3 separate regions of the Homo sapiens genome follow, and all the other regions are linked to region 1. Evidence: read pairs that join two places in POLR2A ChIA-PET (ENCODE). Cell type or tissue: OCI-LY7. All regions are shown on one strand.

Evidence for each region. Peaks named below come from ENCODE experiments on the same cell type or tissue, not always from the same donor. Only the 100,000 strongest peaks of a DNase experiment are listed, where the experiment ranks them.
Region 2: POLR2A ChIA-PET joins it to region 1 with 5 read pairs; 2 of 35 experiments call an interaction of 5 or more read pairs at or near these places.
Region 3: POLR2A ChIA-PET joins it to region 1 with 6 read pairs; 2 of 35 experiments call an interaction of 5 or more read pairs at or near these places.

The regions. Positions count from the first base shown.
Region 1 is chr3:18,210,254-18,218,253 of GRCh38, forward strand. The region is part of intron 4 of BALR6 (B-cell acute lymphoblastic leukemia associated long RNA 6); the gene reads left to right. Among named protein-coding and RNA genes, the nearest start is that of SATB1, 210 kb to the right of the region's middle. In OCI-LY7, no CTCF peak of the experiment used is centred here; DNase peaks (open chromatin) are centred at 3,718 and 5,598; H3K4me3 peaks cover 744 bases; H3K27ac peaks cover 2,548 bases.
Region 2 is chr3:18,004,491-18,012,490 of GRCh38, forward strand. All of the region lies in intron 1 of BALR6 (B-cell acute lymphoblastic leukemia associated long RNA 6), which reads left to right. Among named protein-coding and RNA genes, the nearest start is that of BALR6, 46 kb to the left of the region's middle. In OCI-LY7, no CTCF peak of the experiment used is centred here; no DNase peak of the experiment used is centred here.
Region 3 is chr3:17,932,224-17,940,223 of GRCh38, forward strand. No RefSeq gene overlaps it. Among named protein-coding and RNA genes, the nearest start is that of BALR6, 26 kb to the right of the region's middle. In OCI-LY7, no CTCF peak of the experiment used is centred here; no DNase peak of the experiment used is centred here.

The DNA of each region.
Region 1 (8,000 bases):
TTCAAAGAGCTTATGGCTTCATATGGGAGATTGAAAAGTGAACAAACCCACTATAAATCCATATGCTGACTGCTGACATAGAAGTGTGTATACCTGGTGCTGTGGGAGCATAGAGAAATGACAAACTGGACAGTATTAGCGTTTCTGGAAGGTAAGATCAAAATTCAAAATGGAAATTATGTTTGGGATGAGTCTTGATGAATGACTGGGAATTTCCCAAGAAGACAGTGTTGCAAGGGAGAAGGATAAATTCCAGAATAAGGAACAGCATGTGCAAAGGGAGGGAGAGAGATAATGTGTGGGCATTCTGGACATTTTGGGAAGTTCAATAGGAATCATAAGATACATGGACTTTGTCCTGAAGATGATAGGGTTCTAGGAAGGAAGTAAAATGATTATATTTACATGTAAATTAAAAAAATTAAAAAAAAATGACAAAATGATAGAAAACGCAGAATTTGGTGACTGGTTGAATGCAGGACTTGAGGAAAAGCAGGGAGGGCTGGAAGATTTTGAGGATGGGGTTACTAGCATCTCTAATCAGGAATACAAAGCAATGGAGGAAAGTGAAAACCTTTGAGGTGCCCATGGAATATCTTCACATGGCTGCTCTATCTCAGCTAGAAGTGTAGCATAAGGGAAAGGGCCAGACTCTGGACGTAGATTTGAAAGCAATCAGATTCAGATGTCAGTTGAAGCTCTAGACATCGAAGAGATTGTTTTATGATTAAAAAACAAAAACAAAGGCCAAAAAAAGGAATGCTGGGACCTTTGAGCTAACGTTTGGGTGAATGGAAAATATAAAAACAGAAAGTAGATGGGGGAATAGAGCAAGGAGATAGAAAGTGGAGAGTGGAGTCACGGAAATTAAGGTAGGAGAAAAGTTTATGAAGGCAGTGGTCAGTAAGGTCTAATGCAGCAGAAGGTGAAAAATAAGCACAAAACAGACACTGTGGCTCCTTCTGCTTGAAGGTCCTACTGAACTTGAGGGTAGCCACAAGTTGAGGCCAGGCCTTTATGGGTGCACCATATGGTTTGTGGCTGGATTACAGAGTAGGGAATTCTCCACAAAGGTCAAAGGCTCTTTTTCAACCTGTTTTGTGGTAGCAAAAAAACATGGCCAAGCCATGTCAGATCCAGCCCCTGGCACAATGGCTGTGCCATACACAGAGAGAAACATGACCTCAGCTCGTGTAAAGTCTGAATAAATCTTCCAACAGAATGTTTAATCTCTGAATGGGCAAAACATTATATAGCATAAAATCTAAGAGAGGATTAGAAAAAAACATGTAAAATATGATGGGATTCAGGAGAAATCTATTCACTGTATTTTGCAGAAAAATAACAGGCCAGATAAAATAGTCATCATTCAAGGATGAATAAACAAGCAAATAAAACCTCATTATGAGGCATGTGAAAATTTTTGCAACTTTAAGAAATGAAAATATAGCACTCAAGAGGCAGAGGAAGAGCACACTTTGAAAAAGATTTACTACAGGAAATGGGAATAAATTTTAAACAGCATATGCTTTGTGATCTAAATAACATTCAAGGACCCCATGAAGCAAGAGATGAAAAATGAGACAAGAAAACAGACTGAAGTGAGAAGAAAATTGGTTGAGAAACTGGAATATAGAGGAAGATAAAATGAGGACAATGTTATAAAACTAAATATGAAATATGAAAATTAAAAGTACATTAGAATTAATAAAATAATTAGCAAAACATAATCAAGTAATAGAAAGGACAAATTTGAGGCATAGTCCTTCAGAACTAAAGGAATATGTAAAAGAGGTGAAAACACTGAGAAAGGAAACACTAGAATTTGTGGGCAAATAGTAGAAATTCGACATGAAGACAACCACTATCCCTAAAGAAGACATCTGAACAAATAGAAAACTAGCAATGGTTCTGGAGTGTATAGAAAATAACAACATTCGCAAACTTAAGAAGCAAGTCAGTATTCAGATCAAATGGGTTTGATGTGAATTAGGTAAAATTAATATAAAGAGACCAATTTCTATAGAAGTCCAGAATTTGAATTCCAAAAAAATACACTGGAACGTAAACAAAACAAAATAAAACAACCAAAAATAACAAACAAGTTAGCAAAAAAGGAAGAAAAATCAAGGCCAGGAATTAATATAACAATCTCTACAGAGGCCCAATTTGGGGCAAAAAATAAGATCTAAGAACACTGTATCTGGGCATGTTGTTACTCACATTTGAAATCAGCAAAAAAAAATTCTGTGAAACAAAGTGTTAGAAAGAAAATCAATCAAGTTCTGTTCATGAAAAAAAAGTTTTTTCAGACAACCATGAAATGAGTCCAGTAAAAAAAAAAAAAAAAACCTGATGGACAAGGAAGGTGTGCTATGAAAGGACCGGCAGTAAGCATTGAATTATTTTAATATGGGATAAAGTCTAAATTGTTGTAAATATAATGTAGTTCAACAGAGTTTGCAAACCTGATCAATGATTCTTGAATGTTAAGATATAGAATGTAGATAATAATCTTGAAGAGATAAGAAGTTGGTTCTATATTCCCAGCAGTGGAAGAGAGGTAGTAGGAAGGAATAGCATGAGAATATCTTCATGGTACATTGGAGGAAAGTGGTAGACAATGATTCCCTGTGATGTGGACAGACAGTGTTGTTTATTTTTTAAAAGTAAGATTTAGCAGACTTCGAAGTATGATGCCTTTACATTAGAAGAGAGAAAGGGGAAAAGAAAACATGTATGATAATTAAGGATAAATATCAAAGGAAATAGCCAAGAAACTGAAACACAATAATACATGAATATGCACAAATGTATTTGAGTAAGCACAAACATGTAATTTATAATAAATGTAATGATTTTATTATATTAAATGGCAAAGATTAGGTCCCAATCAACAATAGTTCTCTACGAAAGATACCTAAGAAAGAGTAACTCAGAAAAGTAAGTAAAAATTCCAATAATAAAAACATTATCGAATCAAACCTATGGTGTTTAGTAAAAGCTATAAGCAAGCAAAAATTTACAAAACGTACTTTGTTTTGTAACAAAGGAGAAAAAGGAGAAGAAATTGTTACAAATGAAAGCAGAAATTTAGTGGAGAAAAATGAATAGAATAAATAAATCTTTAATTGGTTCTTTAAAAAACGCAAACAATAAATAGAACAAAAAGAATAAAACGTAGAAAACTCCATTTATCTTAATCGAGGAAGTAATGAGAAGAGACAAAAATTGCATATGAAAGGAGAGGTCATCTCAGATATAAAAACATTTGAAAATATTTATATAATGAATCGTTCTCATTTATATCAAATATGATTATTAACTGATGAAGGAGCAGAAAACATTCTCAAGAAGAAATTGAAAAATATTGTAAAAGTTAACCTGTGCAGGTCATTTAAAGAAAAAGTATTTCAATTTTAAACAACAAATAATTTTCTGACTTTATCAACTCTTTCTGGGCATTAAAATATGTGGGGACAAAGTTCTAATTCAATTACTGGCAAAACCCTAACATCAAAAATTGATAAAACTGGCTGGGCGAGGTGGCTTATGTCTGTAATTTCCAGCACTTTGGGAGGCCTTGGCAGGTGGATCACCTGCGGTCAGGAGTTCCAGACCAGCCTGGCCAACATGGTGAAACCCTGTCTCTACTAAAAACACAAAAATTAGCCAGGCATGATTGCAGGCACCTGTAGTCCCAGCTACTCGAGAGGCTGAGGCACGAGAATCGCTTGAACTGAGGGGTGGAGGTTTCAGTGAGCCGGGATCGCACCACTGCACTCCAGTCTGGGCGACAGAGCGAGACTCTTGTCTCAAAAAAAAAAAAAAAAAAAAAGCAAAACCGATAAAACTAATACAAAAGGGGAAGAGATAAGATACTTTCAGAACTATGAACATCAAAATCAGAAATGTAATATGAAATTTATCTAGCTGTTTATGAAATAATGCAAAGAAACTCCCAGAAGATTTTGTTTCAAAAATGAAGAGATAATTAAATATTATTGATTTATTATTATAATTTTCACATGAATATGTCATGGGAGAGAAACGGATTGAACATCCAAATGTATACCGAAAATTAAGTTGAAAAAATTGCAACATCCATTTCTAGTAGAACAGCTGATAACTAGTACGAGGATAAGAATGAAGTCTTCTTTCTCAAGTTGATCCAGCTTATTTATCTCAATACATGATATCTAAAAATAAGACTCTAGAAATAGTCACTTTAAAAGATAAAATAAAAAAAATACAAGAAAGTTCCTTGTGATGAATGTTATTCAACATTGTTCTGTAATTTATTAGCCAGGAAATAAGATCAGGCAAAAGAAAAAAAAAAGTATAGTTTTGAAGAGGAGGAGGACAAATGTTTTTTTTTTTACTGACATTGTGATTATCTATACAGAAATCTCAAAAACAGGAAGAAAGCAATTAAAAAACTAATAGCCTTAATGAGAGATTTTATCTAGGCAACAAATCATAAGCCAAGTGTACAAAAATCAATTGGTTCTATATATATGCAAGCAATAATTAACTAGAAGATTTAATTTAAACATTCCACTCATAATAAAATAAATAAATTATCTAAGACTATATTTAATAAGAAATGTTTAAGATCTACAGGAAGAAAATTACAAAATGCCATGGTTTTAAAAGAAGATCTGAATCAATGGGGAGAAACACTATACTTTGATCTATTTGTTTGCTGAGAAATTGTAAGGCTGTCAGTTTTGAATGGGGCTTTGAACAACATAATCTTATCCCACTAATGAACATACATGCAAAAATCTGAAGCTAAACAATATCAAATCAAGTCCAGCAGCATATGAAAAAAGTAATATATCTAGAGCAAATAGAGTTTATCCTAAGAATGCAAAGATTAATCAGCCTCAGAGCAGAGAACTTGTTCAGCTTATTCTCATTTTTATTCCTTGCATTTATCATAGCTCTTGGCATATAATAGGTGCTCAATAAATATGTGTTGACTGAACAAATATGATGTAATCTTTTAATTTATTTTGCTACATTAACAGATTAAAGGAAAAAATCTACAACATATCTTAATTGAGCCGAAAAAGTATTTCATAAAATTCAATATCCCCTTTTTATCACTCTAAGAAAGCTAGAAACAGAATGAACCCTTTTATCTTGTTAAAGTTTTTTTTATTAGAAAACAACAGCAAGTATTATACTTAGTAATGAAATACTAGATTCAGGAGCAGGGAAAATGTGCTTAATATCACCTCAACTTATTAAAACTTTACTGGAAGTCTCAATCAACATAACAATAAAGAAAAATAAGAACTGTAAATTTGAGGGAACTAAGAGACAACATAGTAATTATTCACAGATGATACCATCTTATACTCAGAAAATAGAAGAGGCTGAAGTGAGAACAGATAATGCTAAGCAGTGAATGTTTGTGTCCCTCCCTCCCAAATTCATATGTTAAAATCTTAATCCCCAATTGGATGGTATATGAAGATGGAGGCCTTAGGGAAGTGAGTAGGACATGAGAGTAGAGCCCTCATGATGACACTGGTACCCTCACTAGAGACAAGGGAGAGATTGCTTCCTTTCTCTTTCTGTCATGTGAGGAAACAGCAAGAAGGTGGCTGTTTACAAGCCAGGAAGTGGGCCCTCACCAGAATCAGACCATTCTGGCACCCTGATCTCAGACTTCCAGCCTCCAGAACTGTAAGAAATAAATGTTTATTGTTTAAGCCAGCCAGTCTGTAGTATTTTGTTACAGCAGCCCAAGAAGACTAAGATAGAAAAATAGAGACCAACTCCAAGATTCATGTCCTAGAAATAACTTAACAAAATTAAATAATTGTCTCGCAATTTTAACAAAATAATTAAATTTTTAGGGATGAAATAAGAGGAGCAAGACTTAGATGAAAAAAAATGTTATAAAACTTATGGAAACCCTGAATAAATGAAGAGAAGACCATGTTCCTAGATTTTAAAGGTATTACTTCCTTTTAAATTATCAATAACTCAATGAAATCTTAATTTACAATTCTAGAGAAACTCAACAACACATCTGCAAACTTTGGAAAAGAAAAGAAAAGCCAAGATATTTCTGGAAAAGAACAGTGAGGGAGAACTTATCCTGCCAAACATGAAAACAAATTATAATCTATAATAACTAGTAGAATGTGATATTGGTCAGAAAATGAGAATCAATGAGTGGACCAAAAAGAAAAGGAAATCTAGATGTCTAACACATGTGCTTCACTAAAAGAAAATTCCATACACATTTAAAAAGCAGTGAAGTGTTTCCTGAAATTTAAAAATATAACGGTAATATTTTTTAAAACTTTACATAAAGTTACATAAGAACTCATCCCCAACTGTGGTTGGAGCTTCCTCACAACATGGCAGTTTCATGCTTCTCGCAAAACAGTTTAGGGCCCCAAAAATGAATGTCCAAAATGAATGGGATAGAAGTTGAATGACTTTCTACCAATGGCTTAACCTCTAAAGCCAACAGAGTCACTTCCACCATACTCTATTGGTCAACCAATCACTAAGGTTGGTCTGGATTCAAGGGGAATACAAATACACCTCACCTCTTGTTAGGAATGCCAAATAATTTGAAAATATGTTTTTAAATCACCATACACTTTCATTCAAAAGTGGTACACCTCACAGCTTTCAGTGTGAGATATACCCTGGCTTGAATACCATTTTGGTCACTTACTATTTCGATTTGTGAGTATTTAATAAATTAGCACATGTAAGATACTTGGCATTACCAAATTAAATGTTTTTTTATACATAACTTCGTTGCTCTAGCTAAAAATAAAGGGATTGTAATTTGTTTGTTTGAATAATCATTAACCATATGATGTAAGGTGTATGACCATAATGAATACACCTTGTGCTGCTGTGCCACAGGCTGAGAAATTTCAAGAAATCAACAGTAGGTAAATTCCTATGATGTGTCAGTTTAGCATGACAATAAAACTCCTGGGCTTCCTTTACCCTTGTAGAAAGTAGGAAAAAAGTGCATGTGACGCCCAGAGGACTCTCCACAGTGTATATTCCCAAATACGTAATGTCTAGTTTCCTACTTTTAGAATAGTATGGTTTTAAGCAGAAAAAAAAAAAAGAAAAAAGAAAAAAAAATCTCTACCTGAGTTGAATACATACCTCCTTCTCTTTCTAATCTCTGGCATTGTCACATATGTCTAGAAAATTCGACATTTATATAGAAACCCTTCCCAGGGTTCACTATACAACTCTCTTTGCTCGTGCTTAGATGGTGAGTAAGGGCTCATAAAATGCATATCACATCATTATATTGTGTTTAAACATTTTTATTTCTCCAGAGAATTTAAAATATACAAACATGTGACTCTGTGAGGAAATGATCCAAAAAAGATTATAAATACAGCTATAAATGTCAAAGTTCCTAAAACATTTCACTGGCTCTATCTTCAGAAGAAAGTGTTTACACATAGAGCACATGCCAGCATGTTTTATTATTGTTATTGTGGGCATTAAATGTTACAAATGCAATCTGTTTGACATATATATAAACGATGGTCTGCGCAAACATTTAAGGATCACCTCAAACGCTGTGAAGCTGATTAGGAAGAACAATTTAGTAAGGCATGGGCAACAAGCTCCCCCTTGCAAACAAGACATTGTCGTCCCTAGGAAACAATGAGAAATTCAGTTTCAGTTTTTAACTTAATAAATGTTTAACTTCTAAATTTTGCTCATTTCCCTTTCTGATTTTCTAGCAAGGATTATAGTAAGTGGTTAGTCATGACTTGCTTTCTTGTATGACCCACTCAGGATCATCAAGATTTCTTCTATTTTCTTAAAAAGTAATAGAAAAAAAAGAAGGAAGGAAGGAGGATGAAAGAGAGGACGGAAAGGAAAGAGGAAGAAAGGAGCGAGGAAGGAAGGAAAAGGAGGGAGGAGATGAAGGAAGGAGAGTGTTTTCTCATACAGACTTGTGGTATCTAGTCTACACATTGGTTTCT
Region 2 (8,000 bases), 210 kb before region 1:
GGCTTGTGCATTCATCACGTAGTTCTCATGCCTTGGTTTTCAGCTCCATCAGGTCCTTTAAGGACTTCCCTGCATTGTTTATTCTAGTTAGCCAATAGTCTAATTTTTTTTCAAAGTTTTTAACTTCTTTGCCATGGGTTCGAACTTCCTGCTTTAGCTCAGAGTAGTTTGATGGTCTGAAGCTTTCTTTTCTCAACTCGTCAAAGTCGTTCTCTGTCCAGCTTTGTTCCATTGCTGGTGAGAAGCTGTGTTCCTTTGGAGGAGGAGAGGTGCTCTGATTTTTAGAGTTTCCAGGTTTTCTGCTCTGTTTTTTCCCCATCTTTGTGGTTTTATCTGCCTTTGGTCTTTGATGATGGTGATGTATGATGGGGTTTTGGTGTGGATGTCCTTTCTGTTTGTTAGTTTTCCTTCTCACAGACAGGACCCTCAGCTGCAGGTCTGTTGGAGTTTGCTGGAGGTCCACTCCAGACCCTGTTTGCCTGGGTATCAGCAGCAGAGGCTGCAAAACAGCAGATATTGGTGAGCAGCAAATGTTGCTGCCTGATCGTTCCTCTGGAAGTTTTGCCTCAGAGGAGTACCCGGCCATGTGAGGTGTCAGTCTCCCCCTACTTTGGGATGCCTCCCAGTTAGGCTACTCGGGGGTCAGGGACCCACTTGAGGAGGCAGTCTGTCCATTCTCAGATCTCCAGCTGCATGCTGGGAGAACCACTACTCTCTTCAAAGCTGTCAGACAGGCACATTTAAGTCTGCAGAGGATTCTGCTGCCTTTTGTTTGGCTATGCCGTGCCCCCAGAGGTGGAGTCTACAGAGGCAGGCATACCTCCTTGAGCTCCAGTGGGCTCCACCCAGTTCGAGCTTCCCAGCCGCTTTCTTTACCTACTCAAGCCTTGGCAATGGCGGGCACCCCTCGCCGAGCCTCGCTGCTGCCTTGCACTTTGATCTCAGACTGCTGTGCTAGTGGGTGTAGGACCCTCTGAGCCAGGCACGGGATATAAACTCTTGGTGTGCCGTTTGCTAAGACCATTGGAAAAGCGCAGTATTAGGGTGGGAGTGACCCGATTTTCCAGGTGCCGCCTGTCACCCCTTTCTTTGACTAGGAAAGGGAATTCCCCGAACCCTTGCCCTTCCTGGGTGAGGCGATGCCTTGCCCTGCTTTGGCTCGTGCTCAGTACACTGCACCCACTATCGTGCACCCACTTTCCGACACTCTCCAGTGAGATGAACCCGGTACCTCAGTTGGAAATGCAGAAATCACCCGTCTTCTGCATCGCTCACGCTGGGAGCTGTAGACTGGAGCTGTTCCTATTCAGCCATCTTGGCTCCACCTCAACCAGTGTTTGAACCAACATTCAACTCCTGACTGCCCATCTCTGAAGTGTCAGCACAGGTTTAGAGGGTTAATTCTCCAAACATTTTTAAGTCAAGACTACTGGCATGTTCTTTTTACTTGGCTTTCCCCCAAAGACAGATTTCCCTAATCAATCAATATTTGGTTGAATGCTACATGGCACTTTTCATACATTTTCCCCCTTCTTACATAACTCACTAAACCAAAATTAAAAGTTCCATTTAGATTGAGTAACTGAGGCTTAGATAAGTTAAATAACTTGTCCAACTTCATGTATCAGCCTCTCATGTTTCTTCCACTAACACTCTGCTCCATTTAAACTTGTTTTTGACAAATCTAGGAAACCTTAGACATTAGTAGAGTACTTTATATGTAAAGAAAACTTACAGTCCAAAAACAGGTGGCATTTTTTCTCATGTTCTCTTTCTCATTTAGCACCATTGAGAAAGATAGTATACAAGTCCTAGAAAAAATATGGGGGGATATGTTCAAGACAACGGGACACAACACTACATATTTATGTCCACTATAATGAATCAATACATCAACCGCAGAAGAGACCCAACATAAATGTTAATACAAGCATACCTCAGAGATACTGCAGGTTCAGTTCCAGACCTCTGCAATAAAGCAAATATCACAATAAAGCTAATCACACGTTTTTATTTTTGGCTTCCCAGTATATATATAAAAGTGATGTTAACACTACACTACAGCCTAAGTGTGCAATAACATGTCTGAAAAATGTACATAACTTAATTAAGAATACTTTGTTGCTAAAAAATCCTGATGATCATCTGAGCCTTCAGCAAGTTGTAATCTTTTTGCTAGTGGAGGGTCTTGCCTAGATGTTGATGACTACTGATTGCAGGGTGGTGGTTGCTTAAAGTTGGGGTGGCTGAGGCAATTTCTTAAAATAAGACAATAATAAAATGTTCTGCATTTCAGGAAATATTTCTCTATAGCATGCGATGCTGTTTGTTTGCATTTTACCCACAGTACAACTGCTTTCAAAATTGGAGTCAATCTTCTTAAAACCTGCTGCTGCTTTATCAATTACGTTTATATAATATTCTAAATCCTTTGTTGTCATTTCACCAATGTTCGTAGCATTTTCACCAGGAGTAGATTCCATCTCAAGAAACTATTTTCTTTGCTCATCCATAGACACAATTCTTTATATGTGAAAATATTATGAGATTGCAGCAATTCAGTCACATCTTCAGGTTCCACTGCTGATTCTACTTATCTTGCTATTTCTATCACATCTGTACTTCCTCCACTGAAGTCTTGAGTCCTCAAAGTCATTCATGAAGGTTGGAATCAGCTTCTTCCAAACCCCTATTAATGTTGATCTTTTGACACCTTTCCATGAATCATGAATATTACTAATGGCATCTAGAATGGTGAATTATTCCCAGTAGGTTTTCAATGTACTTTACCCAGATCTATCAGAGGAATCACTATCTATGGTAGGTACAGCCTTATGAAATGTATTTCTTAAATGATGAGCCATGAAAGTCAAGTTTCTCCTTGATCTATGGGCTGCAGAATGGATACTGTGTTATCTGGCATGAAAACAACATTAATATCCTTGTACATCTCCATTAGAGCTCTTGGTTGGCCAGGTGCGTTGTTAATAAGCAGTACTATTTTGAAAGGAATCTTTTTCTGAGCAATAGGTCTCAATAGAAGCTTAAAATATTTAGTAAACCATGCTATAAATAGATGTGCTGTCATCTAGGCTTTGTTGTTCCATTTACAGAGCATAGGCAGAGTAGATTTAGCATAATTCTTAAGGGCCCTAGGATTTTTGGAATGATGATAAGTCAGCATTGGCTTCAACTTGAAGTCACTGGCTGCAGTAGCCCCTAGCAAGAGAGTCAGTCTGTCCTTTGAAGCTTTGAAGCCAGGCCTTAACTTCTCCTGTCTAGCTATGGAAGTCCTAGATGTCATCTTCTTCCAATAGAAGGCTGTTTTATCTACATTGAAAAATCTGTTGTTTGTGTAGCCACCTTCATCAATGATTTTAGCTAGATCTTCTGGATAACTTGCTACAGCTTCTCCATCAGCACTTGCTGTTTTACCTTGCACTTTATTGTTGTGGAGATGGCCTTTTCCTAAACTTCATGAGCCAATCCTGTTAGCTTCTGCCTTTTCTTCTGCAGTCTCCTGACCTCTCTCTGCCTTCATAAATTTAAGAGATTCTACTCTATTATTTAGGACTTTGCTCTGGATTAGGCTTTGGCTTGTGGAATGTTGTGGCTAGTTTAATCTTCTATACAGACCACTAAAACTTTTTCTAGATCAGTAATAAGGCTGATTCACTTTCTTATCAGTTGTGTACTCACTGGAGTAGCACTTTTATTTTCCTTCAAGAACTTTTAGTTTGCTTTTGCAACTTGGCTAACTCTTTGGCACAAGAAAGCCTAGCTTTTGGTCTGTCTTGGCTTTCATTATGTCTTCCTTACTAAGCTTAATCATTTCTAGCTTTTAATTTAAAGTGAGAGATACGTGACTCTTCCTTTCACTTGAACATTTAGAGGCCATTGTAGGGTTATTAACTGGGTTAGTTTCAATTTTGTGTCTCAGGGAATAGGGAGGCCTGAAGAGAGGGAGAGAGAGGGGGGAACGGCCTATTGGTGGAGCAGTCAGAACATACACAATACTTATCGATTAAGTTCGCCATCTTATGTGGACACAGCTCATGGCATCCCAAAACAATTACAGTAGTAACATCAAAGGCCACTGATTACAGTCATAATAACAGATATCATAATAATTAAAATGTTTGAAATACTGTGAGAATTACAAAAATGTGACACAGAGACATGAAGTAAGCTGATGCTGTTGGAAAAAATGGTGCTGACAGACTTATTCAACACGAGGTTGTCAAAAAGTTTCAATTTGTAAAAACTGCAATATCCATAAAGTGCTACAAAATTAGGTATGACTCTATTAATACTGCCAGAAAAACAAGATTCCCTGTTGCCTGGTGGAACTGTAAGAAGCATTGACTGCTTTAGCTAAGTATTGTTGCCAGGGTCAGTTTTGTCATTTGGCAAAGAGGCAGTGACCAGAGTTGATTAACTAATGTCGTTAAACTAGGGGAAGGGTTGGGGGAGGTGGTATGTTGGAAAGCCTGATTCGTAGCACTTGCCAAAATATAAATACTGCAAGTCTGATTTCAAGCTACCAATGGTTTAACAGTGGGCTCACAAAATTCCTGAAAATTGAATAATTGGCTTTCATAAGCTAATATGACCTAGCTCTAGCATACCACCACAGCTCTTCTCTGAGAACCAATGCCCCAGTTTCTGGTAAAAGATATCCCAGGAGACCTTCCTTCCTGTACTTGCCCAGGATTTCCCACGTAGGCTTGCGTCATGGGGGTGATGCTGGTCCTGTCATCACATTATAGTGGCTGGTGATTCAGGAAAATCCCCTTTAAGGAAATCTCTCAAGTGTGCTCAATTTTGTATGAGAAAATAAGAGTGAAAATGCTAATAAAAATCAAAGATACCAACTTATCAGGGAGCTCTCGGTGAAAAACAGGTTAGAAATAATGCCCAAATAGCATATAGTTTCAATTTATTCATTGTACACTAGATGCAGTTAAATGAAGTCTCATATCTTGGGACAAAACAAGAGCGAGGGCATTTTAAACTGGGCACATTTTCGTCTATAAACAGGCAGGTACATTGATGGAGGTGAGGAAGTCCTTTTAATTCATCTCCACGACCAGCATCACTAGGAAGAAGAAAGACTAGGATCACATCAAAGCATATGTTCAGATGTGGCCAGCAGAAGCCTTGGCTGTATTGCTGTGGCTATTTCTCCTTTCTGTGGTGTCCTGGGAAGCTTGGTCTAGGCATGGTGAATTTTTCTTCTTTGACTAAGTTTGCAGAATCATAAGATCAAATGTTTAGAAGGGCATTTAGGTGACTGCATATACATCCTCCTCAACATCCCTGACAATCATTTACTTAGTCTTGAAGGCCTCCATTAAAAGGGGGTACTTAGCTTCCTGATGCTTCTGTTTACATTTCTAGGCAATTCTGTTTGGTGGAAAATTTCCCCTCAGGCAAAGTAGGATCTTCATTTCTGCAGCTGATCTTTTGGTTTTTCTCTGGACACATAGCATCTAGGATGGACACACAGCTTTACAATTAGTCAGATGCATTTCAATTCAGTTCTACAAACATTTCCTGAGTCCTTATCATGGCCAGAATACAAAGATGCGTTAGCTTAGTTTCCATTCTTGAGAAGCTCATGGTTTGGCAACTTAGAAAGTTTCGCAAAAAGATAATCTAGTTCCATTATGTATTCTATAATACGTGGCCTCCTTTCTCTTTACTTCAACCACAAGCTTACAACAGCAGCTTCCATCTTCTGACATGAGCTCATCATCCCAACCAGCAATTTGTTCGTCTAGGGGTTTGTCCCTGACCAAACTACACCATCAGTAACCACAGCCATAGTTGATTGGTCCAAGAATGGGCTCCTGACCAAAGCTGGCCACTCAAATCTTTTATCTCAGATTTTAAAATTTGGTATCAAAAAGGGTATAAGCCAGTCTCTCTAATGACTGACTTTCTAATGACTGCAAAGCTGTGCAGTGCTGTAGCTGATTCCTGACACTCTGTAGTGAGAAGGAATGAAGCAGATGTGCAGAAAGGAGAAACAAGTAATGGAGAGAGGGTCCTGGCAGAATTTCCTTCCTTGGCTCCAGTGTTCCTGAGACTTGTTTCTATCCCTGCCCTTCTCATGCCCAGCTCATCTCTGGGTCAACACATTCCCCTTTGAATGTTTTGAAATGTTGAAAGTTTTAAGCTGCTTTGCATTTTGTTTCATTTTTGTTTGTTTGCTTGCTTTTTTTTTTTTTTTATTTAGAAGAGAAAAGGGCAAAATGAAGGGATCAGAAAGCAGTGTTGATGCTCCATATCTCCACCCCTTTGCTGGGGCAAACTTGACCAATGGGTATCACAGATGGACAGGTTGTGTATCAAAAAGAGGAAAAGGCTCATGTTTCCTTGGAAGGCATTTGGTTGGTAGTCAGTGAGAGATGGAGAAAAACGAAATAGGAATTCAGGTGGCAGGCAGCCTGCTGTTGAGTGGGAATTATTCTCTTGGTGAGAGAGGTTTGTATTCACCTCTGCTTGCTGAGGGCATCTTGTCTGTTTACTCCGGGTCTACTGCTGAAACAGTTAACTTCTGGGTGGTGCAGTAAGCTTGAATAGAGATGGGGCCCTTCCTTCATCAGTTAATAGAGGGTTTACTATATACCAGACACTATAAATTGATATTTACCTAAATACTTGTATATATAATTTCAAATTTATTTACATATAAGTCCCATGGTATTATCATGAAGTTGGGATGTATCCACATTTTACCAATGAGGAACCAGAGACTGGAAGAGTCAATCAGTTGTTTGAGGCTCACAGAGTTACAGAGTGACAGTGGGGATGGGAACTCAGCTTCTGACTCCAAACTCTATTGTACATCCCTCTCTTCTGAGAGAGACAGAGAATCTGGCTCTTTAAGTATCTGCCTGGTTTGAGGACTGCTGCAGCAATGATAATCCACCAGCGTGGTCTGGAGACTGAGTTCCCTGGGAAAGGCCTCCTTCTCACCTCCAGCACTCTCTCTATTTCCTGCATAAAGGGAGGAGTGAATGTTTCAAGGCAGGTTTCTTCTCTGGCAAGAGCCCAGGACTTTGCAGGCTGAACCAGCATCCTACAGCCAGGTGCGTCCGGCCTCAGTCACTGTGCCTGGCCAGGTGAGGCTCTGGGGTTTCATCTGCCTGTGGTTGGCAAGACTTCTGAGAGGGCTGCCTAATCCCAAATAATAATAATGACAATAGTGGTGATAATAGAGGGCTTTATGTGTGCAAAATGTGGTTCAATCCCAAAAGGTCCAGGAACACTATAAAAGATCCTGATAAGTATTATTATCTCTTGGGCGGGCAACAGGTTTACCTTGAGGGCAAATGCTGCAATGGGAGGTAAAGAGCCTGAGAGGTAATGAGATCAGGTAACAATAATGATAGCAAGTGCTAATGCCAGTAGCCAAGAAAAAGGACAAACGGGAAGTCATGTTTGGAGACTCTGGGTTAATTAAAAAAGAACTCTTCTTGCCTATTTTCCTTTGGGCATGAATTATCAGCAACAAATGATAGAGCACAGGCTCTTCTTCAGAGCTAAAGAGATGAGCCCTGTTTAGGTGGCCATCTGCTTTGCATGTGTGGAGAATGTCTGGTCTGCACAGTGCACACTCAAGGGTCTCTGGGGTTTCACAGGGAATGTTAATGAATAAACATAGTCGAGTGTAAGGCAAATATAGTACAAATAAAATGAGAGCAATGTGACAAATGGCAAGGTATGCTTGGCTTCAATATTGGGGCACGATAAGGAGGGGTGGGGTCTGCGGCAAACTAGAGGGAGAACCATGTGCCACCACTGAAGGAAGCAGCTCTATTTAAATCCAACCAGAGCTGGCCCTGTGTTGCCAGTTCTTTCAATTTTGGGAAGAAACTGAAACTCCAAATTGTTGTGGAGAATCTCTTAAATTTAAAATATTGTTAACTACTTTGAACATTTTCAAATGCTGTTGGCTACATCCTGTCTGGTTGGGGTTTTTCGCCTAAGGA
Region 3 (8,000 bases), 280 kb before region 1:
GAGCCCTTTCTCTGTGCCATACACTTTGCAAAGCCCTTGAACTTATTGTTTTAAAACAATTCTATGATGTCACTCTTATTTTTATCTCCACTGCACAGATGAGAAAGATGAGGTTTGGAGAAATTAAGTAATTTGTGCAAAGTCACAGGGCTTGTGTGATTGTAAGGGGTGGGGCCAAGATTAAGTCCACATTCATCTGTTTTGAACCTGAACCCTTAATCAGCATGGTGCAGAAGAAATAAATGCACATTAAATGTCTTAAAAACTTCAATTAAAAAACAAATACTTTTTCCCCTTAACCTCTTAAACATTTCTGGTAAGCAAGTAATCTTAACACACATGCATTTCCTGATAATCCACGTGCTTATCTACATCCAAAATTTAATGTATATAGCAGAACTCGGTAAATGAATTTATTTTTAAAAAACATATTACATCTCTAGGAAATAATTAGTGGTGGGTAATCTTTCTAAAATAGTTCTAAAATTTGGAGAAGGGCAAAAAGCTAAGTTTTCCTAAGCAACATTGAATTCCCCAAATTTCCCTCAATGTAGGTAACTAATTGAGATAGTGTGGTAGTAACACAGAACACAACACACCTACAATCGAACATTTCCTTGAAATCCAAAATTCTCGTTTGTGATTTTTTTTTTGGCTTTTCTGTCTTACAATAAATCCAGGAATTTTAAATTCAGTTTGGCATGTGGATTACCTGTAGGCAAGAAGAAATAATAGGCAATTGTTTTAGTGGAAATTGCAGTGGATTATGAATCTAGACAAGACTTCTTAGTCTGATGTGAGTTACAAAGTAGTTGGTATGACTTTTCAGAAGGTCGCTTCATTTCTCTAAGCCTCAGTTTTCTTATTTATAATAGGCTGGATCAATGGTTCTTATGTTTCTTTGGTCTTTGATGATTTCATAATAGCTATGGATCGTCTTCTCACAAAAATTTCCATACACAATTTTATATACTATAGAAAATTCATGTGTTTGCTGCAGCCCTTTCATGAACGCCCTGGTTGTTTGTGGACCCTGGGCTAGACCGTCTCTAGAGTCCCATTTAGCTCCAATATCGTAGGATTCTTTCAGTACTGAGATTACTTTAATATATTTGATAGAGAAATATGTGTGACTCGTGAAACAAAAATCCTTCAACAAACAGAGAATGAGGTGAAGTCTGTGTGAGAGATGATGGAAAGGCATCTATTTTACTATAAGAGAAAAACGTAAACATTTTGAAAGTGCTCTTGGACTTTGAAGACCTTATAAAAGTCTTTCAAAAATTACTCTGGCACATATTGAAGGATCTTGACTTCTGAAAGGTTTCAACTTTCAATTTTTTGTAAAATTACATTTTCCATCTGATGCCAGAAAGTCAGTGCTGCTTTTGTCACAGCCAGAATCCAAGTGAAATGGCTGCTGGCAGTTCCAAGGAGTCAGAAAAAGTTCATGTGGCACAGGGAGGATGCCCCGTGCACAAAGAAGCTGTGCTGTTCTTCCAGGGTGGGTTTGTGTGCGAGCTGGCACTCTGAGGATGCTAACTTGTCACTAGGGGAGATGCCCAGGAGATAAGATTCTCCCTACCACCACACACTACGCAATTGTTAGAGCTTATATGTCAAAGGATTAACGCTTTTTTCCCCTGAACTGGTGTTCTCATTAAAGCCCTATTGTTTTGCAGTTTGCAGTCTCCACCTCCACATTCCCCATAAAATCCTTTAGTTTTGTAGCCTTTTGATTACCAAAAGTTTGGTTGTCCGTGCTACAGCACTCTTAAGATGCGTATACATCGAGAATGAGATTCTGGTGGTGTTTGTCCTCAGTCACTTGTTGGAGATGACTGACAGGCGGTGAGAGATCAGGTCAGCAGAGCTGGGCTTGTGGCTTGGTTTTTCCTTGGGGCTCATGCAGTTTATTATAATCACTATCTTCGTCAGCCTTGTTTGAGTATCAGGGTATGTAGGTGTGTGTCTACACACACAGGTGTGCTTGAGATTCAGGATCATGAAGGACAACCAAATGGCACAATTCCCCAAGGCTAGAAAAAAAGAGAACTAAGAATTGAACCCTTAATTCCAAATTAACGTCCAAATCTAATCTTCCCCCATTGCTCCAAAGCAACACTGTCCAGTAGAATTTTCTGCAGTGATGGAACTCTTCTTTATCTGTGCTATCCAATATGGTAGCCACTAGTCACACGTGGCTGTTAAGTACTTAAAATGTAGCTAACATGATAGAAAGTGGAATATTGCATTTTATTTAATTTTAATTAATAAAAATTTAAATATAAATTGCCACATATGACTAGTGGCTACTGTACTAGACAGAGAAGCTCTGGATGGTCCTTTCTGATTTTGGTTTTATAGAATAGTCTCCAAATATGAGACCTTGTGTCTTACATCACTGTCATCCTTTTGATGGGCAAACCTAATGATCAACTTAGAATTTAAAAAAGCCTTAGCTTGTCTGTATAAATGAAGATGTGCTCCATTACTGCCTGCTCAATAGCTTTGTTTCTCAGTAATATTTACACCCATCTTTAGGTATATGTGTCACACACACATCAAAGCAGTTTCCTAATGGGTGGCCCTTGTTTCTTACATGTCCCTGTAATTTCTGCCTTGGTGGTACCTGCCAAACACTCCTTTTTCTACCCTTAGAGTTTTTTGTTCTTATTCCATTCACTTCAAAATATCATTACCATTGCAAACAAGGAAAATGTGTTTATCAGAAACTGCAAACTCCTTTAGGGCCTCATAGGATTAATCACGGTTATAAAGTTTTATTAAACACAATTTTTGTTTAATGACAAGCTCCACCAGTCCTTCCCATTCCAAACCAATCCTGTCCTAAGGGTGAATTGCGCTTAGCAGATTGTTTTCAACAGATTCTTCAAGACAATCCCTATTACTTTGTCATGCACAGAGATATTTTTCTTCCTGGATAATTTGAACTTCCTTAAAAATCACATCTGTTTCATACTTTATTTATTTGTAATTTAAATCCTTAAATTGAATCTTTCATTACTAACATCTGGGCTTGAAATGCAGCCCACTTGAAAAAATACAAATTTTATTTTATTTGTAGTTACCCCCCTTCACTCGGTAGCACTGGTACAAACATTCTCTGGCCAGAGGCAAAACAGCCGGGTATCTTAAAGCTGTGATGCTGTACCACGTGTAATGTGGCTCACTTGATTGTCCCTGAAGTGACTGGCAATTTGCCCAGAATTAGACTGAATGCACGTAATAAGCTGTAGAATTTCCACAATATTGACAATTAGATATCTGTATACAGCAGCAGCTGTGTATTGTTCTCATGGTATGGTCCCCTCAAAGCACCTCCTAAAAAGAAAAAAAAAACCTGGCAGAAGGTTGCAGGCAGCAGAAAGGTAATATACATTGTATGAAATATCTCAAATTCAGATTAATAGGGATGTTTCTATTAGCACAGTTTTCTGCAATGGAAATCATGGCTGAAACAGAATGCTTTGGAATAGGAGTTTATAACACCACATCTGTATCGGGTAATTGCTATATTTTTAGCATGTTTCGGAGGAAGATACCTTTTCTCATTTCCATTCATTGTGAAAGGGAGAGAATTGTATCACCAGCGCTTCTGGTGCGTTTCAAGTCTTTAAGAGCGAGCAGTTCTGACCCTGTGGACATGTTGACATGCTCTTACCCTTCTGAAATGGCTTTGGTCGTTTAAAATAACTCTCACTATCCCTGAATGGAAATTAGCCCCAAGAAATCATCTTGTTTGTGGACAGTTTTGATGAAAAAGAGCCCAGCTTCTAATTTGCCATTTTTGCACTCTTAATACACAGAGAGCCATTCAGATAAACATGAAAACATCTCTCCGTGTTCCACCATTTTTCAAAATATTTCTTCACCAGCTCATTGTTCCATGACTGTAGAAAAGAAAAGAGAATATTAAGGAATTGAACTCATAGTTTCTTACTGTCTAGAAGCCACTGCCCACAGTCCTAAGATTTGAACATTATTTTAAACCACACGTTTGAAGTTTGCATTATGAATGGCTAATCTTTGATATTTTGCCCAGTGGATCTGGGGCAGACTGTTGTTGTCTGGAGCCAGACTCGGTAAACTTTGGGTTTTTTGCTGTTTGTCTCCTTGCAATAGAAATGAATGTTTTAAAAGAAAGCTGCTGTTTTTAGAAAAATACCATAAAACCTTGGGAACAATAAGATGTCATGTTTTCTATTGCAGATCTTAATTTATCAAGCTAATTACCAACAAAATGTAGCTAAATTGCTGATAATCTTGAGACTGATTAATTCAGCAACGAGACATTGTTGGGTTCTTTAAAGGTTAGCAGTAGTATTTGGGTAGTGTAGTAACATAGGATTCTTTCTCACCTCAAATTTTACTGACTCCTTCTTTTAGAAAACTCCACATTATTAAAAATGCATTCAATTTTGGTCCAACACATACATTGATTTCCCTATTAATACAAATTAGAGGAGAAAAAGAGAAACCAAATATTAGAAACTTGTATTTTCTTTCCCACAATCCAGTTTAAAATCCTATCTTTTAAAACTTATTTATATTTATACTTCTATTACTTTCCCTTCCCTGAGTTGAGTCTTTAGTAATTGCTTATTAATGATTGCTTTTCGTATTGAAAAAGCATCAGCAGATGGAGTGGGAGCTCCCTTCTAGGAATCAGGAACTCTGAATTCTCCAGTTTCAGTTCTGCTCCTAACAAGCTGAGCGACTTTTAGGCTAGTTGTTTTGCCTCTCTGAGCTTCAGTTCTCCCAAATGTAGGCAAAAGTTAGTAGAACTTGATCTAGAAGATCCAGCTTATCAGAGAGTCAGGGTGAAAATTACCATGGACCCTGAGGTCAGCTTTGGTGATGGCCGTTTCTTTTCCCAGGTGCAAGAAAGATACTTTCTTGGCACCCACTTCTACCAGTCTTGCCCTCTGTATTCACCTGCAGCTGAATCAGTGCCTAATGAGGTCAGATCATGATGTGTATGCCTGTGAACTGAAGACAGGGCTGAGACGGCATGAAATGTTATCGCTTGGGTGTTTCTATTGCCAGCAGCATAACATTGAGTCCCTTTGGTGCCTAATGTACTCTAATAAAGGAGGTTAAAGAGCCAGTACATTAATTGACTCCCGTCCTAAGTCCCTTTTATAACCTGTGCTATCAGCATAAGTACAAGTGTGGTGTAGTAAGGAATATCATTATGAAACAGATTTCCTGAGAGAGGAATTAGCTGGCTCTGGTGGGCATCCCTGCTGTAATGAACACACTTCTGTGTTTATGAATACAGTTATAGATGTATTCTTAACAATTCTGCTGGGGAACAAAAGCTTTCACTGGATAGCCTAACGGAGCATTTTCTTTGACTGGTTTTTGAAGGGTTAATTTGCAGTTTACTATTGAATAACATAAAATGAGCTGTAAATAATGTAATGATACGTATTGTTAAGCTACATATACTATACCAGGTGCTAGTACACCCACTCCTCACTTAGATATAATCTGGGGCAGTCAACAAACACAGATGTATTTTAACAAAGAAAGAGAGAAAGATAAAGACAGAAAGAACAAGAAAAAAAATTAAATCATATGTAAGATAATTTAACCAAGATAGAGATCCAGGTAAAACTTGGCCCATTTTTTTTTCCCTCAGAGTAGCTTCCCTGTACTGGGTGAAATACAACAGCATTTTGGCTTGTTTTTGGAACACACACGAGCCAAACACGTGGGAAACACCTTGACAGGCCTTTTGTATAACTACAAGGAAACTGATAATCCTAAATAAATTACATGGGAAAAATATGAATCTTTGAATACTAGTAATTATAATGGTTATTTTTCACTTTTGTAGCACCTGCAAATGATGTATATATAACAAAGCTTCAAAAAGCTCTAATTAACTTTTTATTTTTTTCCATTTACTGGCTTTAACCAGTTTGCATTAATTGGTAATTTATATCTATATATTTTTACCAAATATTTCTATTACTTTTGAGTGGCTGGAAATCACACATTATTGAATTTATTTTCACTGAATTTGTTTTTAATTTTTTTCAGCCATTTGCTCTAAACTTCTTTCTGCCTGCCCTGCTCTACCAAGGGGGTGGAGGGAAGTAGAAATTTCTGTGTTGAGCTTATGGGCAAGAGAGACCCACTCTTGCTTCTACGGTGCAGTGACATGACTTCTCACTAATAGTGCCAGTCAGAATTCCTAACTGCTTCTACCAAATGTGCGAGGGCTCTGTTTGGAAGACCTCCAGGCTCAGCTTTTCCACAGATTACTCTGGGCTATTCATGGCACAAGATTAGTCTGACCACCATGAAGACAATGCTTTGTTCTGCTTTAGGGCTTAGGAGAAGTCAGACCCAGATGAAGCAGACCTCTGAGGGGGTCTTAAAATGGACACCAAATTTAAAACCTTCCAATTTGCAATTCTGATTATTCTGAAATTAGCCGATTGCTGCCACTTTGGGTGGCAATGCCAGGGTAAAAGGGAGCCTAAGACTGTCTGGGGGCTAAACTTGTGACCGGGGAAGGAGAAAACAGGCACTACTTACCTCAGGAAATTTGGGGGAAGAAGGAAACAACCCATAGTTTTGCTTCCTCTCTTTCTCTTTGTGATTTTGTTTGGGTTTAAACGGACATCTGGGTGCCCCTGTCATCTACGCAGAAGTCTATGTGGTGAAAGGTTTTGACAAGCTTTCACTTACCAGGGAAGAAAAACAATTACCGTCTAGGGGTTGGACTAGTAGTAACTTGGGAGGGCATATTTACCTCCAGAAATCTGAGTCAGGAGGAATCAGACCAGGTGTGTGTGTGTGTGTGTGTGTGTGTGTGTGTGTGTGTGTGTGTGTGTGTGGTGTTTTTCTTTTTTCTTTCTTTTTTTTTTTCTTTTAAAGAAAGAACATTTTAGCTGCTATCCACGTAGAAGTAGAAGCTGGTGGAAGGTTCTGGCTAGCGGCAAGTGCCTCTTAGATCAGGGCCGCATCTCTCTGGCTGACCACCGGACTAGGCCAGAGTGAACGCTGCCTGAAAGTAAGACTTGGGCCTCTCAGGATGCAAAGGCAAGATGGCTGCCGCAGCCATCTGCAGGACATCAAAGTCTGCTGCCTGATGGTGCTTGGGCTGCCAAAGCTTCTAAAGGGTTTGGCGCCTGCCTGGAAATCGATGCAAACTGTCCATCTGCCGCATGGCACTGGCGACAGCTGATTCTTTTGCAGTCTGCAAGATGGACCCGACCTAAGCCAATCGGCCCCGGTCCCTGATTGCACAAGGTTTGTCCGACCCGTTTCATTAGCCAGACACACGAGATACAGTATGTGGTTTTTCATTTTGCTCGGTACGTGACACTATAAACACCAATGGTGGGGATGAACTGAGAAACCAAAGGGGACATACTGCTGCTTCTGCAGAGAAAGCATATTGGCAATGTTCAAAGCATATTGGGGCATAACAGTAGCCTAAAAACCCCAATATGGATTAGGACAGCTGACCAGATGTCTTGACTGACATTTTTAAACATGTTTCAAGGGTATCCCTACAGGACATAAAAGCTAACTATACATCTGTGGACTTCTTTTTTTGTCTCACCCCCACACAGCTTCAACTAAGTGTGTGGTGCATAGAAACTCGGAACGTAGCTAACAGCTCCAGGGACAAAGAAAAGCTTTGACATGCTCAGACTGTGGCCTACGTACCCAGGAAATGCTTGAGCTCCATTTGGAGTGAATGACTACTGGCAGCTGAGGGAATGAATGAACGCATGTCCCAAAAATGGATGTGTGCCGCTCTCCTGCAAGCTGCCCCTTTAAGAGAGTTTTTTTTTTTGTTTTTTTGTGGTTTTTTTTTTTTTTTTTTGGAATTGGAAGCTGTTCCTTCACTGCCCTATGCAACAAGCTTTTATGGACACTCCTGCAATTCAGTGTTCGGTGGTATATTCAGTTTTGCTCTTGGCTGACCTGGTTGGGGCTGTGGCAATCGGAAA